2 separate regions of the Homo sapiens genome follow, and region 1 is linked to region 2. Evidence: chromatin loops called from intact Hi-C (ENCODE). Cell type or tissue: HepG2. All regions are shown on one strand. Region 1 overlaps KIRREL2 (kirre like nephrin family adhesion molecule 2). Region 2 holds the start of PRODH2 (proline dehydrogenase 2).

Region 1 (2,500 bases), 48 kb after region 2:
GTAAAGATTCTAGGGCCAGACTACCTGGGTTCAAATTATGTCTCAGCCACTTGCTAGTTGATTGATCTTGAGTAAGTTAGTTAACCTCTCTGTGCCTCAGTTGCCTTATCTATACAATCAGGATAATAGTAGCATGCATGTCATAGGGTATTGTGAGAATTAAATAAATAAATACCTATAAATGCCCAGAAGAGTGACCAATACATAGTGAGCACTATATAAGTAAGGCAAGCTTGTCCAACCTGCGGCCCATGGGCTGCATGCAGCCCAGGATGGCTTTGAATGTGGCCCACCACAAATTCATAAACTTTCTTAAAACATTATGAGACTTTTTTGTAATTTTTTAGCTCATCAGCTATCATTAGTGTTAGTATGTGTGGCCTAAGACAATTCTTCTTCCAATGTGGCCCAGGAAAGCCAAAAGATTGGACACCCCTGATGGGTAGATGGCATTATTATTCTTATCCTTCCCTCCAGACCCTGCTGAAGGAAGGGACCCCTGGGTCAGTGGAGAGCACCTTAACCCTGACCCCTTTCAGCCATGATGATGGAGCCACCTTTGTCTGCCGGGCCCGGAGCCAGGCCCTGCCCACAGGAAGAGACACAGCTATCACACTGAGCCTGCAGTGTGAGTGCAGCTGGCCCTGGGAAAGAGGGGTGTGGGGCCCTGACTCCTGGGTATGAGGAAGGAGGGGACTGTGGCCCTTGGGGAATGAGGAAACTGGAGCCTGGACTCCTGGATCTAAGATAGCAGGAGAGGGCTGGGTATGGTAGCTCACGCCTGTACTCACAGAACTTTGGGAGGTCGAGGCAGGCGGATCATCTAAGATCAGGAGTTCGAGACCAGTCTGGCTAACATGTCGAAACCCCGTCTCTACTAAAAATACAAAAATTTGCCGGGCGTGGTAGCACACACTTGTAATTCCAGCTACCTGGGAGGCTGAGGCAGGAGAATCACTTGTACCCGGGAGGCAGATGTTGCGGTGAGCCGAGATCATGCCACTCAGCAGCAGAGTGAGACTCCGAGCAGGAGAGGACAGACAGCTGGGGTCCCTGGGGAAAGAGAAAGCTGGGCCTTGACTCTCACATCGGGGAGACTAGGAGAGGGCAGAAGGCTGGCACATTGAGGTAACTGGGGAAATTGGGAACTGAAAGCCCAGACTCCTGGCTCAAAGGGAGAAGGGGATTAGGGGCCCAGACTCCTGGGATGGAGGAACCAGGGACTGGACACCTAGGCCAGTGACGGAGGTGTTCCTGGTCCTTGCCCATCTGACCATTGTCCCACCCTCACAGACCCCCCAGAGGTGACTCTGTCTGCTTCGCCACACACTGTGCAGGAGGGAGAGAAGGTCATTTTCCTGTGCCAGGCCACAGCCCAGCCTCCTGTCACAGGCTACAGGTGAGGACGAAGACCCACCTCTCCCCAGCCCCAAGAGTGAGCTTGGGAAGGGCTGGGACCTGAGTAGGTGTGCCAGAGAGGCCAGGACAACGTTAACAGCGCCACCATTTCCTCAGGTGGGCAAAAGGGGGCTCTCCGGTGCTCGGGGCCCGCGGGCCAAGGTTAGAGGTCGTGGCAGACGCCTCGTTCCTGACTGAGCCCGTGTCCTGCGAGGTCAGCAACGCCGTGGGTAGCGCCAACCGCAGTACTGCGCTGGATGTGCTGTGTGAGCTGGGGCCGGCCTGTGGGTGTGGTCAAAGGTGGCCGTGGCTTTCAGGGCTGTTGAGGGTCGGGGCCTGGAGGGGCGGGGCCGGGAGAGCGAGCGTGGGGTATTAGGAGGAGGAGAGTGTGGAGCTGGGGCATATTCTTGCGCCCTAGAGGGTGTGGTGTTTCTGTGGGGCTGGCTGATCCCAGGTCAGTGGCTGCATTCCGCCCCGGCCATGTGACCCCTAGTCTCTTTCGTCCAGTTGGGCCGATTCTGCAGGCAAAGCCGGAGCCCGTGTCCGTGGACGTGGGGGAAGACGCTTCCTTCAGCTGCGCCTGGCGCGGGAACCCGCTTCCACGGGTAACCTGGACCCGCCGCGGTGGCGCGCAGGTACAGCCCTAAATCTGAGGCGGTGGCTGGAGGGGGACCAGGCTTCCTTACAAATCCGGCTTCTGACGCCCCTTCCCTGTCGCAGGTGCTGGGCTCTGGAGCCACACTGCGTCTTCCGTCGGTGGGGCCCGAGGACGCAGGCGACTATGTGTGCAGAGCTGAGGCTGGGCTATCGGGCCTGCGGGGCGGCGCCGCGGAGGCTCGGCTGACTGTGAACGGTGAGAAGGCGGGGCTTCCTAGGGGACCTGGCCCGTCCTGGGATAGGGAGCGGACAGAGGGGGCAAGGGCTAATGCAGTGGGAGTGGCCTGGAAGGAGCTTTACACCCAGCGGGGGCTGGAGACCGGACCTATTGAAGGCGAGGCTTTTAGGAGAATCGGAGTTTGGAGGCGGCGTGGCCTGATTGATTGAGGTTAGCGGAGAGTGCGCTGGACAGACCCGGCTTTGTTACAGCCTTTGGGGAGGGCAA
Region 2 (2,500 bases):
TCCTGAAGCATTTAGGGGGAAAACATGTCTGCAATTTACTTTGAAATGCACCAAAAAATAAGATGGATTGATGGATGGATAGAGGAATAGAGGGATAGATATGATTTAAAGTGAGTATAGTTAAAGGTGGCGGGGGCATGGATGTTCATGTACAATTCTTTTTACTTTTCTGTATATTTGAAAATTTTTATAATAGAATATTGGGGAAAATATGCCCCCCACGAATGGTATACACCTGGCAAAACAAAATCATAGAAACAAAAAGATATGCATTATACAAGACGGCAGGCTGGGTGTGGTGGCTCACACCTATAATCCCAGAACTTTGGGGGGCTGAGGCTGGGGGATTGCTTGAGGCCATGAGTTAGAGACCACCCTGTGCAATACAGTAAGACAAAGAGAAAGAGAGAGAGAGAGAGAGAGGAGGGAGGAGAGAGAAGGAAGGAAGGAAGGAATAAAGGAAGGAAGGAAGGAAGGGAGGGAGGGAGGGAGGGGAGAGAAGGAAAAAGAAAAGAAGGAAGGAAGGAGAGAGAGCAAAAGAGGAAGAGGAAGGAAGGAGAGAGAGAGAAAGAAAGAAAAAAAGATGGAGTAGGGTTGAAAGAGAATGTGGAGATAAAAAGGAATTAATGATTGAATGAACAAACTAAGACCCCATTGGCCTAATCAGAACTTACACCCAGCCAGCTCACACCCATGCAGCTGTGTTGACTGAGAACACACTGATGTACCTCCTTCTAATTGATAAACAGCTTCTATCCCAATCCCTCCTCTGAGAGCCTCCAGCCTCCAGGCTCCTCCCTGAGAACCCAGATGACCCTGATTCCATCCATTTCAACCATGCCTGGGAGCTACAGCTGCACTTCTGCTGGCTGTTCCAAGCCTGGAGGTGGCCGTAGCATTTTGAACATCTGGCGTGCGGTGTGGCCGCATCTAAGTCCAAGGCACTCTGTCCCCGACAGTCCCGCTTGAGATCCTTACCTGCCCAGAGTCCATAGCTTCAGCCAGCCTCTCGGGGCTCAGCTCCAAGGAGGCTCCTGGCCTTCTGACCCACGAGGCTAGCTCCTTCTGAAATGGGGTGGTAGGCGGGGTGGTGAGGGGAGCCCGATGGGCAGCCGCGCCCTCCCCGCACCCCCGTCTTTGCACTCCTTACACAGAGCCGAGTACTGGTCAGCGCCGTCACCTTCAGCTGCATGAGGCTGGCCTCAGCCAGGCTGGGGGGCTCCAGGAGGCCCCGTGACAGGTCCACACACCGCAGCATAGCACCGAGGTTCCCCTCATACCACGCCTCACTGCCCAGCCAGCAGGTGTCAGGGCCCGAACAGCAAAGCCCCTTCCTGCGTCCTCCCAGCCTCCCTGGGCCCTGGCTCCCTACTCACCCACTCTTGGCAGCAGAGTCCGGCTCCTCCTCAGTGGGCACTGCCAGCAGTGGTCGGAGGCTGAGGGTCCGCAGCTGCTGCACGCAGCCCTTCACCTCCTCTGCTGTCTCACCAGCCACAAACTGCCCATAGACGGATGCTCGGAGAAATGCGCCTGAGAGCCGGGAGCCCAGGAGTCGCCGAGACCAGGCCTGGAGCTGGGTGACAGGGAGCGAGGGCTCAGCGCCAGGCTATGAGGAGCCTCCAGGCTGGTCCTCAGGATCACTGCTCACCAACAGCCCGTGAGTGACGAGTGGGGGCCAGGCACACAGCCGGAGAACCAGCAAGGCCCGTGTCAGCTCTCCTGTGCCCTTAAGGTGGAAGGCCCCGCCATCAAAGCTCAGGGACTGCCAGCCCCTGGAGGGGGGACCAGCTTGGGAACAGAGCACGTAACAGGTCCGGAGCATCCTGGGTCCCTGGCTGCCTCCACACCAGGGAAGGTTCTCTGGAGGCAGCAAGTTCACCAACTGCCCCTTGCCCAGACCAGGGGCAGTGACTGATTAACTGGGCAAAGCCTCAGGATCACAGGCTCCTTGGGGGCAATTAATTATTAACAAATGGGGACAGAGTTCAGAGTAACGGAAACGGGAGGTGAACCCCAGTAACAGCCCCCAAGAATGCTCAGCACAACAGCCTGCACTTATTAGGTAACCACCATGTGCTGGGGAAAGCAGGGGCTCCGGAGCAAGGATCCCTGGGCTCAGGACACCGGGCTTTGTGATCCAGGACAGGCTACTTAATCACTTTTGTGGCAATTGCTTCCTCTTAAAATTGGAAACGCTGTAGTGTTATTGAATACATTTGAAAATACGGTTCTCACGTTTGTAATCCCAACACTTTGGGAGGCCAAGACCGAGGAGTTTGAGACTACCCTGGGCGACATAGTGAGACCCCATCTCTACAAAAAATACAAAAATTAACTGTGTGTGGTGGCACACACCTGTGGTCCTAGCTACTCAGGAGGCCGAGGAAGGTGGATCTCTTGAGCCTGGGAGGTCAAGGGTGCAGTGAGCTGTGATTGTGCCACTGCACTCCACCCTGGGTGACAAAGTGAGACTCTGTCGCCAAAAAAAGAAAAAAGAAAA

The links. Peaks named below come from ENCODE experiments on the same cell type or tissue, not always from the same donor. Only the 100,000 strongest peaks of a DNase experiment are listed, where the experiment ranks them.
Region 1: a loop joins it to region 2, with 3 times the contacts of the local background. A loop is called at or near these places in 6 of 110 quality-filtered maps.

The regions. Positions count from the first base shown.
Region 1 is chr19:35,859,004-35,861,503 of GRCh38, forward strand. KIRREL2 (kirre like nephrin family adhesion molecule 2) reads left to right here. Exons shown (of 15, transcript NM_199180.4): 5 at 478-628; 6 at 1,294-1,399; 7 at 1,516-1,664; 8 at 1,906-2,033; 9 at 2,119-2,251. Among named protein-coding and RNA genes, the nearest start is that of KIRREL2, 3.3 kb to the left of the region's middle. RefSeq lists an enhancer at 1,885-2,500. In HepG2, a CTCF peak has its summit at 1,494; a DNase peak (open chromatin) is centred at 2,348; H3K4me3 peaks cover 1,020 bases; H3K27me3 peaks cover 1,134 bases.
Region 2 is chr19:35,810,984-35,813,483 of GRCh38, forward strand. It overlaps PRODH2 (proline dehydrogenase 2), which reads right to left and starts at 1,862. Exons shown (of 10, transcript NM_021232.2): 1 at 1,649-1,862; 2 at 1,377-1,573; 3 at 1,151-1,289; 4 at 979-1,065. The coding sequence starts at 1,822. In HepG2, a CTCF peak has its summit at 1,309 (motif pointing right); a DNase peak (open chromatin) is centred at 1,978; H3K4me3 peaks cover 1,947 bases.